2 separate regions of the Mus musculus genome follow, and region 2 is linked to region 1. The links are chromatin loops, found by intact Hi-C in ENCODE. Cell type or tissue: heart. All regions are shown on one strand. Each heading gives the region's core, and the rest is flanking DNA. Links, peaks and the distances in the headings are about the cores only. Region 1 overlaps P2rx4 (purinergic receptor P2X, ligand-gated ion channel 4). Region 2 holds the start of Gm32988 (a long non-coding RNA gene).

Region 1 (11,351 bases), core at 2,328-10,327:
ACACCATCTAAATCCTGTAACTTTACTGAAGATGGCTGCCCACGATCCCCTGGGTCTCATACTGTACTGCTACACAAGGGTAAAAAGATGGGCAACAAGATCCCCTGTGCTGCCCAGCCCTGTCCTCTCTTCACAGGAATTGGGACTGGAAGGTGTGTTCCATTCAACGCGTCTGTGAAGACCTGTGAGGTGGCCGCATGGTGCCCAGTGGAGAATGACGCTGGTGTGCCAACGTGAGTCCTACCCCAGGCTCCCCTAGCCTTGGTTCTCAGCCTGGAGGGAGGTGACAGAGAGGGTGAGGTGAGCCCCTGTGCTGGATATTTTTTTGTGTGCACTCTTGTTCCATGAGTCGGGTCACGAGTAGGGCCATTCTTCAATGAGAGGGTGGTTGTCAACCACAGAGCGAGGAAGCCACAAGGGTTTGTCACTTGTGACAAGGCCGCAGGTGACTTACGTGTGCTGGAGCACAGTCAGTTGGAGGTAACCAACAGGAAACAGTTCCTGGGGTATGGTCTTGTTTTTTGTTTTTTTTTTCTCCCCAGACAGGGTTTCTCTGTGTAGCCCTGGTTATCCTTGAATTCACTCTGTAGGCCAGGCTGGCTTCAAATTCAGAGCTATGCCTGCCTCTGCCTCCCGAGTGCTGGGACTAAAGATGCGTGTGACCACCATCCTGCTGGTCTTGTATCTTTTTTAAAGATCCTCAATATGTACTCCGGGATGGCTTTGAATTTTTTTGATATTTTTTAAATTACATTTGTATGTGTATAATTATGAAGTTTGGAAAATAACTTGCGAGTCAGCCCCCTCCGTCTACCATTTTGGACCAGGAATGGAATTCAAATCCTTTGGCATCGCAGCAAGTTATTTACCCACTGAGTCACAGCAGCAGCCAAGCCCAAACTCTTTTTTTTTTTTTTAATTTTAAATTTATTTTTTTACACTCTATATTTTATCCACCCGCCCCCATCCATCCTCCGACTGTTCCATATCCCATATCTCCTCCTCACTCCCCTGTCTCCATGTGGATGTCCCCACCCCCTACCCCACCTGACCTCTAAACTCCCTGGGGCCTCCAGTCTCTTGAGGGTTAGGTGCATCATCTCTGAATGAACATAGACCCAGCAGTCCTCTGCTGCATATGTATTAGTGGCCTCATATCAGCTGAAATATGCTACCTGCTTGGTGGACCAGTGTTCGAGAGATCTCAGGGGTCCAGATTTATTGAGACTGCTGGTCCTCCTACAGGGTCGCCCTTCTCCTCAGCCTCTTTCAGCCTTTCCCTAGTTCACCCCACAGGGGTCATCTGCTTCTGTCCATTTCCTGCCTCAGCTTTCCAAGTATTGGGAACACTGGCATAAGCTATCATAACCTGGCTTTGGGTGTCTCAAGCACCATGCCCACATAACCCCCAACCCCAACACACACACACACACACACACACACACACACACAGACACACACACACACACACACACACACACACACACACACACACACACAATCAGCACAGAAAAGACTGAGCCAGGCTAGGTCTGGGGATCACAGAGTACCAGGTTCCTCTTGCCTCTGCCTTCCTCAGGGTAGCCTCCTCTGCATCCCTGGGCTTATGTCTCCCATCCTGGATGTGCAGTCCAGACCTGTCCATCACTGTGTCACCCGTGAAACTCCTCAACCCATAAGCATGGCTTCTCAGCTTGGACTTGGGTCCCATACCTGCCTCAGGCGCTAGGTCTGCCATCAGTACAGCCCAAAATGTACAGGCTAAGGCAGGGGGAGGGAGGCCTAGCTTCCAAAGGAGACTGGGAACTCTGTTGCCAAGGAAAAGAGGTGGGGAAATTGTCAAAGCAAGGTCATAAACAACAGCTGGTTCTAGGGGCCCTGAACACCATCTTCCCAGTCACATCTGGGCTTAGCATAGGTGGAGGCAGAGGCTGCGCGTAGAGACCTGCATGGAGCCTGCGTTTCTGTGGTGTTCAGTCCTATGTGAGACTTGGGGAGCAGGAAGCTATGGCGCTCGGCCTGGATGAACTACCACTGGGAGAAACCTGGTGGCTCAGGCACAGGAGAAGTACCAAGAGGAAGGGATCCTGGGGTATGATGGGTCCCGGGAAGCATCTTTGGTAACTGTAGTCTCCAGCACTGGGGCTGCTGGCCACTTGCTGCTGTTGAGGTTTGTGAAGTACTGGGTCTAAAGTAATGTGTTCTACTGATGTGACATGTTGTAGGTTCCAAAAACTATGACCAAGGCACATGGCATAAGACCTGATTCATATTTGATGTTGGCCATATAATATATCCAAGTCATATTACATGCTGGGATAGTATATACTAAATGTCACTTTCTTTCTACATTTAAAAAAAAATTGGGGGTGGGGGTGGGGTTGAGACAGGGTTTCTCTGTTTAGCCCTGGCTGTCCTGGAACTCACTTTGTAGACCAGGCTGGCCTCGAACTCAGAAATCTGCCTGCCACTGCCTCCCAAATGCTGGGATTAAAGGTGTGCGACACCACGCCTGGCTCATTTAAAATTTCCTAAAGAGGCAGGGCATGATGGTGCATGCTTTTAATCCCAGCACTCAGGAGGCAGAGGCAGATCTCTTGTGAAATCGAGGCCAGCCTGGTCTATGTAGTGAGTTCCAGGACAGCCAGGGCTATGTAAAGAAGCCTTCTCTCAAAAACACAAATTTAATTAATTATATTTCTTAGAGATTCTTCTTAGAAAATACATGTATATGTGTATCAAGTGCCTGTGGTATCCAGATAATCTGGAGTTATAAGCAGCTGGGATCCACCTGAGCTCAGGTGAAAGAGCCCTTAACTCTCACCCTCTCCTTTACTTAAAAAAAGCTTCTCAAATGATAATATAATTATACAATTTCCCTCCCTTCATCCTTCCCACTCCTCCTGTATATCTCTACCCCAGCTCCCTCTCAAAGTCAGAGATGCACGTTTTTCTTTCTTTTGCTACTGTTTTACACACACACACACACACACACACACACACACACACACACACACACACACATAAATCCAACCAGCTCTGCTGACTGGGCCAGTAAGATGGATCAGTAGAAAAGGACACTTGCAGCTGAGCCGAGTTCTAGCCCTGGAACCCTCATGGTTGAAGGCGAGAACCAACGTGCACATGGTCATCTGACCCTCTATGCTTGTGCACACGATGATTTTTTTTTTTGTGTAAATGTGGTCTCCAGAAAACTTGCAGAAGTATGGTGTAGAGCAGTCATGCCGGTGCGTGCCTGTGATTCAGCACTCAGGAAGCTCAGGCAGGAGGGTGCTAAGTCTAGGACCAGTCTGGGATATATGGACTCTGTCTGAAGAAATAATTCTTTTTTTTTTTGGTTTTTCGAGACAGGGTTTCTCTGTATAGCCCTGGCTGTCCTGGAACTCACTTTGTAGACCAGGCTGGCCTCGAACTCAGAAATCCACCTGCCTCTGCCTCCCAAGTGCTGGGATTAAAGGCGTGCGCCACCACGCCCGGCCCTGAAGAAATAATTCATGCTGGGCTGTGATCGTGCACATCTTTAACCCCAGCACTCAGGAATCGAGGGCAGGTAGGATCTCTATGAGTTCGGGGCCAGCCTGGTCTACAGAGTGAATTCTGGGACAGCCAGGAATACACAGAGATACCCTGTCTGGAAAACTCCAAACATCAGAAGGAGAAGAAATCACAATGTGGCTTAGATTGTGTTTGACAATGTATCTATACCAGACAGCACTGTTTCAGGTCAGCTCTGAAGATTCATATAAAAAGGTTGTGCGTGTGGCACGGGCTTCTGATCTCAGTGCTGTGGATGTGGAAGCCAGGATCCTTTGGGTTCACTGGCCAGCTGGCCTAGTCTGACTGGTGAGCTCCAGGCCAATAAAAGGCCTTGTCTCAGAGGTAGACTGTGTTCATGAAGAAGACACCTCCAGATATACATACAGACATAAAGCCTGCATGTCCACACAGCACTCAAAAGAGATATATCCACTCTTTTTCTGTCCCTTCCTTTTGATTGAAGAGGAAAGCCTGACTTGGGGTATCTTGGTTATCACCTCCTGATTTGTGTTTCTTTCTTTTTTTTTTTTTTAAGATTTATTTATTTATTATATGTAAGTACACTGTAGCTGTCCTCAGATACTCCAGAAGAGGGCATCAGATTTCGTTATGGATGGTTGTGAGCCACCATGTGGTTGCTGGGATTTGAACTTCAGACCTTCAGAAGAGCAGTCGGCACTCTTAACCACTGAGCCATCTCGCCAGCCCCCTGATTTGTGTTTCTTACTAAGACTAAGCTCCAGACCACAGACCCTACATAGACAATAATATTAACTACAAGTTTTAATATCACTTTTTGGGGGGTTAAGTGAGAGCACCTCAACTTTAATAAATGCATACAAATTGTGGTATGCCCATACAATGGAATATTACTTTGCCTTGTAAAAGAATCAAGCTCACCTAAGAACTTTCTTGGAGTCAGTGACCCTCCTGGCTCAGTCTTCCCAGTGCTGGGATAGCAGGGATGGGCCATAATATCTCACTAAAGGGACTCATTTTAAAATGGCTAATCTTTTTTTTTTTTTAGTTGAATTTCACTTCATTTTTTGAAAAGGAAAAAATTTTAAAAAGTGTTGCCTGTGGGGTGCACTGGTATTAGGAGGTATGATACCGAAAATGACATTAGTGGAAAAGCCCGGTTGTGACCCCCTCCCTCTTGATAAGGAATGGAGACCTTGAGTTTGAATCAGCTCCAGGCCCTCTCTTAGCATCAGAAAGTGTCTGGCTGGACTTCCCTCATCAGGTGGCCCGCTGTGGCTTTGCTGCTGATGAGGGGCTGAGATTACTGAATCTATTTATAACTTCAAAAGTCTCGTCTGTCTCAGAAGAGGCCTCCTCCACAGAGGGGTCAGACCTACATCTTATTTTCTTTTCTTTTTTTTAAGATTTATTGATATACATAGGTACACTGTAGGTGTCTTCAGACACACCAGAAGAGGGCATCAGATCTCATTACGAATGGTTGTGAGCCACCATGCAGTTGTTGGGATTTGAACTCAGAACCTTTGGAAAAGCAGTCAGTGCTCTTAACTGCTGAGCCATCTCTCCAGACCCACATTTCTGAATTCTTACAGAAAAAAAAAATTCACCCAAGAAACGAGTCCCCTTGGGGACAGACTCACCTTGTATTGTCAGCCGCAGGCTGGTGTGGCACCTCTTAGAGCTTTCTGGCAGTATAGTTTCCTTTACAGCAAGGTCAGAATGTCCCTGCTGGCGAACTCCTCTGTGTTTTGACTTATAAAACCAGATCCAAGGAGCATCCATAACCCATGAACGCCTTAAAGGCAAACTGGAGGCCAGCAGATGCTAGGCAATCATGGTGGCCACAGCCAGCATCCCTTTCATTGAATGCTTTGGGCAGGAAGTTCTGCCTCTTCAGAGGAAGGATCCGGAAGGCCTGGTGACCCTAGTGTGACACAAAAGAGGATAGAAAATGCCAGATGTTCCCATTCTCCTTGCGAGAGTGGCGCTGTAAACTGTCGGAAAGGTGGCACCGACCGCAATGCGCATGTGTGTAATAACCTGTACAATTCCTTTTCCAGGCCAGCTTTTTTAAAGGCTGCAGAAAACTTCACCCTCTTGGTAAAGAACAACATCTGGTACCCCAAGTTTAATTTCAGCAAGTAAGTGGGGGCCGGGCAATAGGCATTCACGCGCCTCTTAAAAAGAACTTCTGGGGGCTGAGAGATGGCTCAACGGTTAAGAGCACTGACTGCTCTTCCGAAGGTCCTGAGTTCAAATCCCAGCAACCACATGGTGGCTCATAACCATCCATAACGAGATCTGGTGCCCACTTCTGGTGTCTGAAGACAGCTACAGTGTACTTACATATAATAAATAAATAAAATTAAAAAAAAAAAAAAGATTTATAAAAAAGAACTTCTGGCTCTCCCCGAAGCTGCCCTTGCTCAGACTCTCTGCTTCCTCCCCTACTTCAGGAGGAATATCCTCCCCAACATTACCACCTCCTACCTCAAGTCGTGCATTTATAATGCGCGGACGGATCCCTTCTGCCCCATATTCCGTCTTGGCCAAATCGTGGCGGATGCGGGCCACAGCTTTCAGGAGATGGCAGTGGAGGTAGGTGCCAGCATGGTTTTCCTCGCATCTTACCTGCCCCAGGATCCCGGCCCCAGCGTGAGCTTGAGTTCCGAAAGCCTCCCCTGCTTTCCCCACAGGGAGGCATCATGGGTATCCAGATCAAGTGGGACTGCAACCTTGACAGAGCTGCCTCCCACTGCCTGCCCAGATATTCCTTCCGGCGCCTCGACACTCGGGACTTAGAACACAACGTGTCTCCTGGCTACAATTTCAGGTACCGCTCACGCGTTGGGAGGATGCGTACATGTGGTTCAAGCCCAGGGCACATCCTGAGACCTGTCTCACTAAAATATAAGAGGCTGCACTGAGCCGGGCGGTGGTGGCACACGCCTTTAATCCCAGCACTTGGGAGGCAGAAGCAGGCGGATTTCTAGGTTCGAGGCCAGCCTGGTCTACAAAGTGAGTTCCGGGGCAACCAGGGCTATACAGAGAAGCCCTGTCTCGAAAAGAAAAAAAAAAAAAAAAAAAAAAAAAAAAGAGGCTGCACTGAAACTAGCCAGCTGAAGATGCTGCTGTATCTGTTTCCCCGGGCTCTAGTAACAGATGACACCGAACAGCTCGAAACAACAGAATTTTATTCTTCGATAGTTCTGAAACCAGAAGTCTGTAGGATTATGTTGCTGTGAACTCTGCGGTCTGATGCCGTAAACTCCTGAACCCCCACCATCACCCCAAGTGCTGGGATTAGAGGTGTGCACCCGCCACACCCACCTTCTCTCTTCTATTTATGGACGGCTAGGAACTTGCTGTGTAGACCGGGTTGGTTCGATCTTCTCTTCAAGAACATTAGATTTAGGGTTAACCTTAATCTGGCATGACCTCTCTTTAACTAATTACATCTGCAAAATAAGATCACCTTTGCAGGTGGAGATGAATTTGAGAAGGGACACTATTAAATCCAGGACACCTGGGAATGTGAGCGAGGCCTGGGAACACCATTGCCATTTTTCAAAAGCAGCCAAATCCTGTGTACAGTTAACGAGCATTTATTTGCTAGGTCAGTTTTCAAAGTTGCCCTTGACTCCCTCTAGTGGTAGCTTGTGGTATCAAATTTGCGTGGGGTAGTAAGAAGGCTTTCTTGAGACTAGGGCAGCTATTCGAACTCCCCCCAACCCCCACACCAGGGTGGGGTCAGATTTGTATGGTTCTGTCTCTGTCTCAGGGTTCTTAGGGGCCACGGTGGAGACCTAAAGCTTGGAATCCTAGAACTGAGAAGTTGACGGATCTCACACACACCCAGACCGTAGCCAGCACCAGTCTCACCTGAGGGTCCCAAGCCTGGACCAATAGCATAGAAGCTGTGGCACAGATAAATCCCAGACTTGAGATTCTGATAGAAAGCTAACTAAGGCTGGGGCCGGGCAGAGCGGTGATAGGGGCAAGGTTTCTTCGGAGAATCTCCATATTGCATATTTAGGAACTAATTGACCTTTTAGTTTCCCGGGACAGCTGGGATTACAGACTTCCCTGGTTTGCATTCTGTAGCCTGGAGGGTGAGCTGAGTTGGTGTCTTATCTCAATTGTGTATCTCAATCCAGCCAATGAGACTAAAATGGCAGGTGGTAGCCAGGGGGGGAGCCCAGAGGCGTGGTGTATCCCACCTGGAGCCAAGCTCCAGCCGGGCTGTGAGCCCCGGGGCTGGCTCAGTCCCCATCCTTCCATGCAGTCTTGTAGATCCCCACTGGCTGACAAGTTCTGTTAGTGCACAGGGTCCCCTGGAGAGAGGCAGGGGATGATGATATGACCCAGCTGTATCATCAGGAAGGCCGTTCAGAGCAAAAGGGCTCCCATCCTGGGGTAGGATGCTGGTGGCAGAGGAGTCCCTCTGCTCCTCCGGGAGGGGTCCTGGCTCCTCCTGCTACATTGCCTCACATTAACTAGGAGGCTGACCTGGGGGGGGGAGGGTGCTTGGTGTCTGCGAAGCCACTGGAGCAACTCGTTAACCAAGACAAGTTGTGCTCAGGGACTTGGGTCCTGCGCTAACAGTCCCTGCCTGGGACCCCAAGATCTGCACTTATTCTCCACCCTACCCTCTTTTCCTCCAGGTTTGCCAAGTACTACAGGGACCTTGCTGGCAATGAGCAACGCACACTCACCAAGGCATATGGCATCCGCTTTGACATCATCGTGTTTGGAAAGGTAGGCCCTCCTCTGAACCCTGCTTGGAGAGAGAAAGCCTCCCACTGTCCTATTTTCTGTCATCACCCCCATTAGAACACTTTGGTTCTCCTCCTGTCTTCCGCCAGGCTGGCAAGTTTGACATCATCCCAACCATGATCAATGTTGGCTCTGGCTTGGCGCTCCTAGGGGTGGTGAGTGTTTTAGAGCGGTTTCCTTGTCTGGACCTTTCTTACTCGTCAGCAGCTTAGTGAGCAAGCGCTGGCCTTCCCCTAAACCTCAGACTTGACTCTAGACTGGATGCCGTTTGGGGTGAGGAGAAAGATTCCCTAGAAATCCCACCTCTGAGACCAAGCCGGTTGGTCTCAGTCCAGTCTGATGCAGAGAAACGGAGATGCCATTCCTCCTTGGTAGGTTAGATCTCAGAGGAAGGGGGTCTTATAAAGCATCCTGGTTTATTCTGTGCTAAATCAGGCGACCGTGCTGTGTGACGTCATAGTCCTCTACTGTATGAAGAAGAGATACTACTACCGGGACAAGAAATATAAGTATGTGGAAGACTACGAGCAGGTAAGCACCTGTACCCAGCGCAGGCACGAAGTGTGAGCGTCTTGCCTTTGTCCCTTGTCCCCACGGAGAGCACCGAGCAAAGGCCCTTCTACCGAGGCTGGCACGGGTCAGCTGATCACCCCAGCAGTTACACCTGTAGTAGCATGGCTTTTCCTCTCTTCAGATAGACTCCCTCTTTAAAACCCAGCTGTGTCTTACCTTCTATTTATCACTGTCACACCTTGACTGTGACAATGGATCTCCATCCACATGGTACTTTCATTCATCCTCAGAACGAGGGTTTTGTACCTTACTGTGAGACTCTCTAGAACTAACTGGAGACCTCTCTGTTGCTAAGATCTCCCCACAAGCCCTCAGGAGAGGCACCAAGCCGCTGCCTGCCGTAGGTGGTTGGGGATCTGGTGGCAACACGGGCTGGGTAGTCACTCGTTTACCCCTCTTCGCAGGGTCTTTCCGGAGAGACGGACCAGTGATGCCTAACCCTACATTTCAATCCCACTCAGCCTGTGATGCAGAAATATGGGAGACTTGGCTGCTGCGTCTGTCACTCTAGAGACGGTTCCAGAGTCTCACTCGGTCTCCACTCCACAAATACTCAGGGTTGCCCGAGCACGTCTTGTATTGTTTTTTTGTGGGTTTTGAGCCCGGGTCCTGCTCTGCAGCTCAGATGGGCTTCAGATTCAAGATCCTCCTGCTTCAACCTCCAGGGGTGCTGGAATCCCACACGTCCATAACAGCACCCACTTCCCACGGGAGTTCCGGCATTTTTACATTTTACAGGTTCATTGTACACATCTCAGGCTGGCCTCAAACTCCAAGACATCCAAGAAACCCTATTAATCTCATTGTGCATATGGGGGGGGGGTCATTTGCACACTACACACAATGGATTTCTGGTGTGCTGTTGGCTGGGTCACCTGTTGCTTATACAATGTGAGTGTACTGAGGTAAGGGGAATATGGGAGCAGAGACACGGCTGTGGCTTACGGACAGGCCCAGTCCTTGGAGGCACAGCAGCTCTGTCCAAGCACTTTATAAGGAAGGAGGCTCCCCCAGGTGCCGTCAGGAGGCCTGGGATACTATTCCTCTTCCCTATGACCAGAGAAGTTGTCCTCGGAACAAAGGCAGGGTTAGCTTTTCCTTTCATAAGGGCTGTGTTGAAATGACCTAGGACCAAACATTAAAGAAAATAATGTTTTTAAAAGATCCTTGTCTGTGCTGCCTCCCGGCTTGTGAGCCGGATCCGCCTTACATTATTAAAGTTGTCAGCATACAAACGGAGCCACCAAACAAGGCTGGGGTGGGAGGTCCTTGTGTGGTATCTGCCTGTTGGTAAGATTATGTATATGCACATTCTTGCAGTGAAGGTCACTTCCAGGAGCAGCTAGATTTTCTATCCGCTGCTTCCGTCTCTGCCTGAGGTAAATCCGTGACCAGAACTTGTACTTCCCAACAGCGGCATAAGTCCTCTTCTTACCTTTCAAAGTTTGCCTTGGCTTTCTGGCTGTAACAACATGCCGCCTCTGTCCTGCCCTAACCCACAGGGCACTCGCATCCCACACGGCACCCTCCACCATCTCTAAAGAGACTCCTTGCTTTGGAGAGCCTCTTCCTGTCAGTATTTGTCTGTGACAGCCTCCTGTGGGCTAGCCAGCCATGCTCAGGAAAGCTCACGTTGCTTCTGGCAAGAGGTTTTGTTTCTTATGGCGCTGGGGGCAAGACTTATGAAATGGTTTTAAGGAGACGCTGGTTTGTGTTGTTTGTTTGTTTTTGAGACAGGGTTTCTCTGTGTAGCCCTGGCTGTCCTGGAACTCAAGCTGTAGACCAGGCTGGCTTTGAACTCCTAGAAACCTGCCTGCCTCTGCCTTCAAGTACGGGAATTAAAAGCGTGCAGCACCACTGCTGGGCTGTTTTGGTTTTTTTTAGAGGTCACATCATATGGCTGGGGGTGGCTATATGGTTAAGAGCCCCTGCTGCTCTTGCAGAGGACCTGAGTTCAGTCTCCAGCTCCCATGTCTGTAGTGTCACCACTGACTGTAACTCCATCTCCAGGGGATAACATTTGCCTGTCCTTCACAGGCAACCATATGACACGTGCATACCCAGAGACACACATACATTCACATAGAAATGATTTTTTTTAGGTGTCGCCTAAACACAGATCAAATGGAACTGGAAGTTTTAGGGAGTAGGTCCCCCTAAATTCACATTTTAGAAACTGGACCTCTGGCTTGAGAAGACGAGGGGACGGAGCCTCTTGGAGGGGACAAGCACTCCTCCTTCATGAATGGGTTTAAGCGCCTTATCAAAAGGGCTTAAGAGAGGGACTCGTGGCTTTGTGCTCCTTCTGTGTGTTAGACATCCTGGAAGGAGAGGGCACACCTCAGCAGACCTAGTATCTGCAGGAATGGTGTTCCTGGCCTCCAGAAAATTGGGGCATTTCTATTTGCAAATCAGACAGTTTGTGGCACTCTGTTACAGCAACTTCTGTCACAGAAGACTGG
Region 2 (11,351 bases), core at 2,099-10,098, 98 kb before region 1:
ACAGACCAAAAATCCTGCCCGATGGGGCACGTTTTCATTACAACAACAGAATAGTGTCAAACAAATGTACTGTTGCTATTTTGATAGAGAAGAAAACAGAGTGAGGTCTCAAAGGGTCACAAGGCTACTCAGTTCACTCGGATACCTAGCTTCACCCCCATGTCCTAGCAGGTGTTGAGTTTTGCCCAGAGATGGGCCTCAGTGGTTACAGATCTCAGGCCCTGACATTGCTTCTCAGAAGGACCAAACTTGCCCTTCTGGGAACAGGACCCAGAGCAATGGAAACAAGCGAATCCCATGACCTCAATGTCCCTTGCCTGCTCCCTCCCCTCTGCCCCCAACTCCATGACGAAGGCTCACACCTGGGGTGTTGTAGATTTGAGCCACAGATCTTAGTCACCCCACTAGCTTATCGGCATGTGACATCCCCGAGTGGCTGAGGCCTGCGGGCCAAGCAAAGAATTCAGCTGGAGTAAAAATAAACCGATCGCATTCCTTGGCAGCCCCCTGCCCCTTCCCACTCTCAGCCGGCCATCCAGGCAGCAGAGGCTGCCAGGGAAGGCAGGGGGAGGGAGGGGGGAGGAAGCTAGCAGTGTTGCTGTCCAACCCTGAGAAAGAGAGAGAGAGGGAGAGGACAAGAGGGAGGGAGAGAGAGAGATGGCCTTATATGGGAACATAGGCAGACAATATGTGGCAATGGCTTAGAGGGCAGCAGAGGTCAGATACCAGACAGATGGAAGAAATTAAACATGGGACACAGCAGGTTCTGGGCCCAGAAAACAGCTCTTGTTTCACAGTGAAGCTACACAAAGCCTGGCCTGGTTTCCTTTTTTTTTTTTTTTTTTTTTTCTTTTTTCTTTTTCTTTTTCCCCTAAACAGCAAGACTTTTATCCAAAACTCTCCATGACTTTGTTTCTGGCTCCCTGCTCCATGGTTGGCTGACAGAGGTCTTGGGCCTTTGGAAGTCATTTCTTTGACGAACCATCTACCTTGTCAGAGAACACAAGGAGAAAGAAGACCAGGCCTGTCTCTTACAAGTCTCCCAAAGCACATACATTAGTGGGTAATTGTTGTGATCGTAAAACGATAAAGAGCTAGTAAGATATGTTCTATAGGGGTGTGGGGAGGTGTGGGGGAAGAGGGTGTCTCAGAGGGCCCATGCCAAGGCATCCCTTCCCCCTCAGGGACCAGCCACACAACGGTATAGTATAGAATAGAGTTTATTCAGGGCATGGGGAGGGGAGTTAAGAGAGTAGTAGAGTCAGAGAAAGGCAGAGAGAGGGAGAGAGTAGAGAAGAGGCCAGCCATGAACACGTGGAGAGCGGGGGGGGGGGGGGAGGGTATGGAGAGCGAGAGGGCAAGAGAGGTAAGAAGAGGCAAGAGAGAGGGGAGGAGCCAAGCAGTCCCTTTTATAGTGGTCCAGGCCTACCTGACTGTTGCCAGGTAACTGTAGGGAGAAGCATACCTGGCTGTTGCCAGGTAACTGTGGGGGTGGAGTCCAGACAGAGTGCCAACAGTAATGAAATTTTCAAACAAACAAACAAACAAACAGAACCAGCCATTCAACAAATACTGAGACTCACTTATTTTCGGACCTTGTTCCAGAGGCTGGAAAGACTTGACCCATATTTCAACAAATAAAAATATTTGCTCAACTCTGCCCATGTCCATTACTACTGATGATGCAGAACATTGGCTGAGAGTCATCTGGCCTCTGCCCTCATGGACTCAGGAAACTGAAAGGAGGCAGAAATGACAGATAGGGATGAGCCCTCGGTTCTGAAGACAAGCTCTTCGAGTAGCGCCCATGAATATCTCCATTTAACACAGGACATTTCAACCTTGCCGTGGTGGACACTGAGGCTGACCAGTCCATTGCAGAGGGCTCTTTCTTTACTGTTGGATATTCAGCAGTTATCTCGGGCCTCTCCTCCATGCTTCTGTTTGGACCCATTGTGACATAGAGTTATCACCCTCTGATGGCAAATGTCTGGGGGATGGGAGGTGCCAAGGTCTGTCCTGACTGAGAATCACTGATTGAGGAGCTGGGGGAAGAGGAGATGTAGAGTGAGCAAAGAGGCTGCCTAAGGGTCACGTGACTGCGAGTAGCCCTTTTACTTTGACTTGCCTGATCCTAAACCTGGGGTCCTAACCACGACAGAGTGGAACTCTGTCTCTTTGGGAGCAGAGGGTCATGAGTTTGGATGGCTGAAATCCCCTTGTGCTCACTCCACGAAGAGAAAAGCTCTAGCCATCTGGATCCAATAAGAAGCAAACACCAAGGAAGGAGTGACCGTGGAAGGGAGCTGTAAAGGGTTGGAAGTTCATATTCTTTCCTTTCCTTGTCTCCATGACCAAAATACCTGATGAGAAGTAGCTTAAGGGAGGAAGAGTTTATTTGGGTGTGGCAGCTGGTAACGCTGCACCTGCAATCAGGAAGAGAAAGGATAGGAAGAGGGGTCTTCCTATCAACCTCAAGGCCCCTCCCCCAGTGGTGCACTTCCTCAAGCCAAGCTCCACCTCCTAGATATTCCACAGCCTTCCAAAAAACAAAAACAAACAAACAAAAAACGGCAGTTCCAATATAAGGGAACAAGATTGTTCCAACCAAGAAGAAAGGGATAGTGGGCAGGGCAAGGGGAGGGTGGGTGGTGCCTCTGCCGGCCATCAGTTAGCCAAAGGCACTTGGCCTCCTGTTCAGGGTGCACAGGTAAAAGAAATCACAGATCTGACAGCAGAAGGGCTGCACAGGTTGGTCCCCAGGCAAGAGAAGGGGTGGTTTTAGCGTGAACTTGGAGGCCACGGTGCTCTTAGAATCAGAATCCCAGGAGGAAACGTGAGCTACGTGTCACAAAGCAGGGCCCAGTGGTTACATTGTTAATGTAATGTAAGGGAAAGAGATTGAAAAGGAACCAATAGGAAGTAGGGGAACGCTGGGCAGTGGTGACGCATGCCTTTAATCCTAGCACTTGGGAGGCAGAGGCAGGCGGTTTTCTGAGTTCGAGGCCAACCTGGTTTACAAAGTGAGCTAAAAATAATAATAAAAGGGAAGTAGGGGAGCTTTCTTATCCCTCCAGTCACCTCACTCCTTCCCGTGGCCAGTTAGCTCCTGCAGCGCATGGGATTACTTTCTGATTTGCCGCCCTTCTGAAGCCCTTCTGGGATCTCTAAAATTATCCCTGACATTTCAGAAGAATTTTTTTCTTACATTTTTATTTCTCATCACATTCATGAAGCACTATCAGCTACAGAGTCAACCACGCCCTCCGCCCCCCGCGCCCCCCCCAAAGGTATGGGTGGGTTATTTCCCCTACTTCCCAGCATAGAGCCTGGAGAGAGGAAGAGCTGAGCTGGTCGACCGCACAGCTTGCTGGCGGGGACACAGCAAGCCCCCCCCTCCAAACCCTCGCTGACTTAATTCTGATCCGTTTCCCCTTTACTTTTAGTAACAAAATGGAATCCAGCTTTTGTTGCACGAGACCGAAATGTTTAGTTCGCTTATAATTATTGTGTGTCTGATGAGTTTGCATGCAGGAGCGCGCACGTCACAACAGGCGTGTGTGGCCAGGGGCTATCCTTTTGGGGGTCGGCTCTGTCTTTCCACTGTGGGGTTTGGGAGATGGAAGTCAGGTCATACGTGCTTGTACAGCAAGCACTGAGCTGCCCTGCCAACCCACAGGACAGAAATGAACTAAAACTTGAATATGCAAAGATAGGCAACCGAGTAGCGATGAGGTATATGCCTGAGAGCCCGGTGTTCACCAGGCTGAAGCAAGAGGATCGTGAATTCAATGCCATATGAACTACATGGAAAGACCCTACCTAAAAATACAGCCATACATAGAAAAATGACAATTGAATTTACTGCATAGCTGACCTTCTGATACCCGTGTCTGTACTTCCCAAGTCGAGCCATTACAAGCAGTGCCGCCACCCTAGGTTGATTCTGTGTAGGGGAACAAACCCACAGCCTTGTGCAGACTAGGCAAGCACTCTACGAACTGAGCCTCATCTCCAACCCCTTGGCCCTATAGATAAGCAACCAATGTATTCATAATGGCAAGATAACTGCCAGCTCTCGAATTCCATTTAGCCTCATATCCAACAGGACTGCCCTTGCAGACCTTCCTACCAAATGAAATTGAACCTCGTTGGTCCTGATTGGCCTGATGTGGTCATGTGCCCACCTTCTGGGAACCAATCACTGGAAACCGGGGAACAGGCCGGAAAAAGAGGTACGGACAAAGGATTAATAATAGTCTTCTCGAGGACGGTTGGCTGATGTTATCAGGAAAGGGCCTGAATGCTGAGTGAGCCTTCCTCTCATGAAAAAGATGTTTGTTACTTACAGTGGTCCTGAGGCATGCCCTCTTTTTGGGCAAGGCCTCCTTTAAACACTCTTCCTCTGTTCAAATGGACATTTGCGTCCCCCACGTTGAGCCTCCTGGATTCAACATCCCTGGGTCTCATTGAAGCGGTTTGAGAGTTCCTGGTACACAGAGAATCTGAATCACATACTGCAGCGTTGGGGCTGTATGGACGACCAGGAGACGCTGCACTTGAACCCCAATCTCTAGAAAACAGTTGGGATTGTGGTGTGGGGACTGTCAGAAGCATAGCGGCCACCTCTGAATGGCGGGTTCCTGAGATATCAGGCCTGTGCTTTTTCTTTGCTTTGTCAAAATCTCCACCATGAGAAAGAGACAAGCAGCCATGATGTAAAGGAAGTAAAGCAAGTCTGGTATAATCAACCCAGGGCCCGTGGGAGACCAGGACCCGGACTTGGTTCTCTCCTAGTCCCTCACTCCTGAAGGTAGGGACCACAGTGTCAGAACAGGTTATTGCTCCCTGTAAGCTACAGTAACGGCACCGGGGATCACCAAGACACTACTAATCGCTTTCCCACAAAATCAAGTCTCTAGTTGATAACCTGGTCTAAGTCTTTATGACAACTTCATTGTCCCGGCTTGAGATTGGGTTAGGCGGAGTCATGTGACACTTCTGGCCAATGAAATGAGAGCGCAAATGGGTTCCAGCCCCTTGGAAGTTGGTGAACGGCTGACCACACCACCTTGCAATCAGCTTGTTACATCCAAGTTACATGTTCCTTATGTTGGAGCTAATTTGAGTCGAGCTTTGCTATTACATCATCCTCTCCTACCCAGGCATCTGCTGAAGACATTGCACATGCAAACTGGCCAAACAGCCATTAGCAACAGGGAGTGGGTAGCAGAGGGTGGAGTGGGTAGCAGAGGGTGGTGGGAAGCTGCTCCTGGCGCCGAGTTCCAATGATAATCCTCTGAGGACTGTGATTGATCAAAAGCGATTTCAGTTCTAGAAGGAATCGTTAAGCGCTGGTGCAGGCGCTGAGACAGAGAAGCAGCCTGCCTAATTATCTGAAGGCAGGGCTGATACCTGGGCTAGAAATTATCTTGTATTATTGCATCAAAACACTCCACAAGGAGCCGAGAGGACCACTCAGCAGATAGGAGCACTGCTACTCTTAGAGAGAGGACCTGAGCACAGTTGCCAGTACCCACACTGAGTGTGTGTGTCACAACCACCTGTAACAGCAGCCCTAGGGGATCCCACACTGGCCTCTGAGAGGAACTTGCACTCACATACACAACGGGACATAAACTAGCATATATGCACATAACTAAAAACAGGCTGGAGAGTGGTTAAAAGCACTTGCTGCTCCTGGAAAGGACCCGAGTTCAATTCCCAGCATCCACACCAGGCAGTTCACAACCATCCTCAACTTCAGTTCCAGGGTGTCTTATGCCCTCTGGGCTTGCTGGGCATTTGCCTACGCATGGTACACACAGATGCGGTGCACATAAACATACACAGGTATACACACCTATAAAATTAAATTAAAATTTAAAAACCAACATGCTACAGGACATCTAGAGTGCATTGCTATTCTGCTTCTATTCCTGAGAATCCACTCTTAACCTCTAAGATCAAGCCAAGTGGTGAAGCAGATGAGTTTTAGGGGCCTCAGTTTTCTGACCTGTAAACTGGGATGGTTAGGATGCAAATTCTCTCATATCGACACTCAGAAAGAGCTTTGTGAGACGTAAAACAGGTAAAAGGTCACCAATGCTCTGCAGCCCAGACACAGCAGTCATGCCTTTCAATGCTGTCTAAATTTGGGACGCTTGTGACCCTGTATATGAGTCTATGGTTTAGACAGAGCCTTGTTCCGTTCCTTAGGTTTTGGAGACCCAACCTTTTCATCTGTATCCAGTGGGAAGACCTTGTTCTACTGTGCACTGAGGGTAAAATAACCTTATCTGGAAATAGTGACATACTGCATTATTATCTCACCAGGTTTTCCTGGCCAGGGTCAGACAAAAACAGTGCAGATGCCATACTGAATGTTGGTGCATTGCTGCCCTCTGCTGGTCATGCCCATAGCTCCTGGACAACAAGCAAGCCCAAGGCACAGAGTTAGCTCTCCTTGGATTGAGCAGACAGTTGAACTGGGGACTAATCTCTGATCTGCATAACAAGAGAGAGGATGAACCTATGTAGGGTCGTCTGCTCAGACTCTCAGGGTTTTCCAGTCTGGGATCTCTCTCTCTCCCCCCCCCTCTCTCTCTCTCTCTCTCTCTCTCCCTCTCCCTCTCCCTCTCCCTCTCGCTCTCGCTCTCGCTCTCGCTCTTGCTCTCGCTCTTGCTCTCTCTTTCTCTCTCTCTCCTTTGCTACCTGTGATGGCTAGTGTAGGCTGTCAAGTTGACATAATCTAGAACCTCCTGCAATAGTTGTATTTGTGCACATCCACAAGGGTGGGGGTGGGATGGGGTCATCCTAACTTGGCCCACCAGTGTAGAAACACTCTCCCACTGTGGATGGCCCCTATTCCCAGGGCTGGGCTTGTGGAGAAAGAGAAAGAACGGGAGCTGAGCGTATTCCTCCTTTTCCTCCTTCATTTTAAATATTATTTATTTAATGTATATGAGTATACTGTAGCTGTCTTCAGACACACCAGAAGAGGGCATCGGATCCCATTACAGATGGTTGAGAGCCTCCATGTGGTTGCTGGGAATTGAACTCAGGACCTCTGGAACAGCAGTCAGTGCTCCTAACCGCATATCCATTCTTATCTCTCTGCTTTCAGAGTGTGGATTCGATGTGTCCCCGTGCCACAGGCTCCCATTGCCTCGACTCTCCCTGCCATCAAAGATTCACCTTCAAATTTAACGGGGCAGTGGGCATGGGGGAATAAAGGGAGTGGGAGAAAACCCCCGTCCCACAAGAGTTCTGGTGCTCTGGGCGGGCAGATGTAGGAGGACTGTCACACCCTTTCCATGTAGCCCCGGGTGGGTGTCTGAATGTGGGAAGCTATGGACCTAGCCCACGAGGGTGGACAAGGGACAGTCTTAGATCTCTGGGCCTAAAGGAGGCCAGAGGTAACAGGTTCTCAGTATTGGGCATCCCAGACACTGCTGGACACAGCAGAAGGGCTGAGAACAAATGGGGGCCCCGGGGGCGGCTTGGTCAGCTCCTGGGTCAAAGGGAGAAGGCAGGGAGAGAGGGGGCGTTGGGTGGTTCCCATACAGGCGAGAGTCCTTGGTCCTGTTTGTGGCTGGAGTGCAGGAAGGCCTTCCTTCCAGCGGGAGGTTAGATGAGGCTCTTTAGGGAAAAGCCTATCTCATCATTCAAGCACAGTGGGCCTTGATGAGCAGATACAGTCTATGGTTTTAGAGCTTTATTGTAGAAAGGCAGGGAGAAAAAGAGAAGGTAGAAAGAAACAGAGAGGCAGGTCATGGACATGTGGAGAGAAGGGGGAAGGGAGAGAAAAAGAGAGCTGGAGATGAGAGTAAGAAAGGTGAGAGCTTAAAGAGAGTGAGGAGGGGCCAAGCAGCCCCTTTTATAGTGCACTGTGCTACCTTGCTGTTGCTAGGTAACTGTAGGGAGGAGCATACCTGGCTATAGTCAGGTAACTGTGGGGATGGACTCTAGCCAGAATGCTAGAAGTTTGAGACATTGTCTGCATGATTTATAGTCACAGAATTATGGAATTGGGGGGCTCTGTGGTGTCAGGCACTTGTCTCTGGGAACGTGGCTCACTGTTCTGTCTCTTGTAGAGTTTCCTAGTGGGTTTGTCTCTACTGGGTCACTGGAGCAAGCCTCATTCAACCAAAACAGGCTGCCTTTTACAGTTCCACAAAATTGTGATCCAGAATAAACCCATTCTTCCTCAGGAAGCTTTTGTTAGAGCAAAGAAGCTAAGAGAGCCTCAAACTGACTGGAGTTCTTGTCATTTGACATAAACCGGAGTAGCTGCCCCCAGACCCAAGGCCCTACGTTCTGCTGGGTGCTAGGTGCGTACCTCTCTTGTATCTTTTGTAAGGTAGGCTAGGAAACCAAAGCTCAGAGAGGTTAAGACACTTATCTGGGCTCAAACAGTCAATAAACTCGGACGCTAGACTTGAACTCTCTTGAGTTCAACTTCAGAGTAAAGATTCTACCACCAAAATTCAAAATAAGGCAAACCATCACAGTGACTTGTATTGAAACTATTATGTAAGAGTTCACTGAGAGAAATGGCACACACCAGCAAACCTGAAGGCATGAGCTCAATTTCTGGGTCCCATACAGTGGGAGTAAAGAAAGAGATGGCATCCACAGATTATTCTCTGACCTCAACACACACACTCACACACACACACACACACTATTGTGGGGCTATGGGCTATGCACAGACAACCTGGTCTCCAGTTGAGCTTAGGTCTTGAACCCCAGTGGGACCCGGTGGGTGGTAATTTCCACCTACATGGGAAGGAAGTCTTTTGATCGTTTCTCCTGGACCCCTGGCTCCTGTCAAAGTTACCGCCCCTACAGCCCCTCACAGGAGGGGCAAATGGCTATCAGTCACGTAGACAATATCCCAAGTTTCTGGCATTCTGACTAGACTCCTCTCCACAGTTACCTAGCAACAGCAAGATAGCCCAGCCCACTATAAGAGGGGCTGCTTGGCCCCTCCTCGCTCTCTTAAACTTTCACCTTTCTTATTCTCTAGCCTTCCTTCTCTCTCTCTCTCTCTCTCTTCCCCCTTTCTCTCCATGTGGCCATGGCCGGCCTCTCTCTCTCTCTTTCTACCTTCTCTCTTTCACCCTGACTTTCTACAATAAAGCTCTAAAACCATAGACTGTCTCTGATCATGAAGGCCCACCATGCTTGAACGATGGGACAGGCTTTCTCCTAACAAGCCCTGTCTAACTTCCCATCAGAAGGTCTTCCTATGGACCCGGACTAAGGACTCTCGCCTGTGTGGGAACCACCCAGCACCCCCTCTCCCCCTGTCCAATCCTGCCTTTCCTTATCCCCGGGGCTGAGTGCCACCCTGGGGTCCCTATTCTGTTCTCAGTTCCTCTGCCATATCCAGTGTGGGATGCCTGAGGCTGAGAACCTGGTACCTGGGGCTGCCCCTTGTCCACCACCTGCCATGTGGGGTCAGTGGCCTAACACAGCCAGATGCCCACCCCGGGCCATGTGGAAATCGTCTGGCAGTCCTCCCTCATCTGCCTACCCAGAGCACCAGAACTCTGGTGGGACACGGGCACTCTCCCACTCCCCTCTTTCCCACACACCCACGGCCCAGCACACTATGGCTCATTTGCAAATGCCACATGCTCTCATTTGAATAGACATAATCATTTTTTAATTAAAAAAAAAATCCCAGCCTGGTCTACATAGAAAGTTTCAGGACCCTCAGCTCTGCAACGGAAGATCTTGCCTCAGAAATAAAATAAAATAAAATAAAATAAAATAAAGCAAAATGATGGTTTAAATTAATGTATGTTTTGAATGCCTAAATGTGCCAAGTGGTACTTTCTGGGCAAACCATGATGAAGCAATGGTAAAGGGAAGGTCTTTAGAACAGCTGCCATGAGCTGGTGATGGTGTGGTGGAAGAATTCTGCTCTTAGATTTTTACCCCCAAAGAGTTAAAAAAAAAACAAAAACAAAAAACAGTCGCCCAAACACATCCTTGCAAAAGAGAACTTGCCTAGAGCAGCACCTTGCACAGTAACCCAAAGATGGAGCCGGTGCACTTAACCACTGAGCCATCTCTCCACCCCTCTTTCTAGTCTTCATAGAGAAGTCATGACTAGCCTCCAGCCAGCCAACAGTCTGGCCACACCAGGGTCTATTGACTTCAGGTTGAGGCTGGAAAGGGAAGCAGGGCATAGTCGTAGTCACTGTTGTATTGCAGTGCTGAGACACTGTGACCAACTCAACCCTTATCAAAGAAAGCATTGCTTACAGTTTCAGAGGCCATTATCGTCGTGGTGGGGAGTGTGGTAGCAGGCAAGTATGGTGCTGGAGAAGCAGCTGAGAGCTACATCCTGATCCAAAAGGAGAGAGAGAGAGAGAGAGAGAGAATGGGAGACTTTCAAAGAGTTCCACTCCAGTGACTAAGCACTCAAATATGAACCTATAAGGACCGTTCTTATTCAAACCACCACGGGCATGCATGGCAGAAAAAATATATACTAGTCTTTGCAACAATTAAACAATAAATAGTGGAATTCTGAACCTGGATATGGACTGGTCACTATCCTTGTTTTCCAAGAACTTATAGCTCATCACCATCATCACCACAATCATCATCACTGCCACCACCATCACCATGATCATCATCAGTATTACCATCACTATCATCACCATCATCACTGTCATCATAGTCATTACCATCATCATCACCACCACCACCATCATCATCATCATCAACACCATCATCATGTTAATAGTTGCAGTTCATTGGACTTTGGGCATGGTGTTTATTCTTAGAAATCTCACACAATTCCCTTAATGAGAATTAGGCAATCAGAGCTCTTTCTTTGTGAATAGCAACCCCAGGGACACTTGAGATTTAAAATGTGCATTTCAGAGAAACAATACAGATATTCAACTTGCTCTTCATCAGAGCTGCTGCTGAGTGGTAGGTAGAGCCTAAAGGGAAGGCAACGGTCAGGGCATGTAGATGCTAAGTGGGAGAGTGTTACTGGGGGGTGGGTAAGCAAAAAGCAAGAGAGATGATGGGTGTAAGTACCTGGGGAACGGCTTGAGTCCATAAGATGGGCAGTGAGAAGAAAGACTTTAATGGGAACTGTCTTAGTTAGGGTCTTACTGCTGTGAAGAGACACCATGACCAAGACAAGTCTTAGAAGGACAACATTTAACTGGGGCTGGCTTACAGGTTCAGAGGTTCAGTTCATTATCATCAAGGCAGGAGCATGGCAGCATCCAGACAGGCATGGTGCAGGAGGAGCTGAGAGTTCCACCTCTTGTTCTGAAGGCAGTTAGGAGAAGGCTGGCTTCCAGGCAGCTAGGATG

Evidence for each region. Hi-C counts contacts between places; a loop is a spot of excess contacts. Peaks named below come from ENCODE experiments on the same cell type or tissue, not always from the same donor. Only the 100,000 strongest peaks of a DNase experiment are listed, where the experiment ranks them.
Region 2: a loop joins it to region 1, with 2.6 times the contacts of the local background. A loop is called at or near these places in 9 of 42 quality-filtered maps.

The regions. Positions count from the first base shown.
Region 1 is chr5:122,718,994-122,730,344 of GRCm38, forward strand. P2rx4 (purinergic receptor P2X, ligand-gated ion channel 4) reads left to right here. Exons shown (of 12, transcript NM_011026.3): 5 at 137-233; 6 at 5,601-5,681; 7 at 5,997-6,138; 8 at 6,237-6,373; 9 at 8,205-8,298; 10 at 8,406-8,471; 11 at 8,752-8,847; 12 at 9,294-10,745. The coding sequence ends at 9,320. It also overlaps a transcript of Camkk2 not described here. Among named protein-coding and RNA genes, the nearest start is that of P2rx4, 17 kb to the left of the region's middle. In heart, for the core only: a CTCF peak has its summit at 7,191 (motif pointing left); no DNase peak of the experiment used is centred there.
Region 2 is chr5:122,621,038-122,632,388 of GRCm38, forward strand. Gm32988 (a long non-coding RNA gene) reads left to right here and starts at 3,065. Exons shown (of 3, transcript XR_387697.3): 1 at 3,065-4,235; 2 at 6,220-6,284; 3 at 7,127-7,246. In heart, for the core only: a CTCF peak has its summit at 6,405 (motif pointing left); a DNase peak (open chromatin) is centred at 6,394; H3K27ac peaks cover 4,805 bases.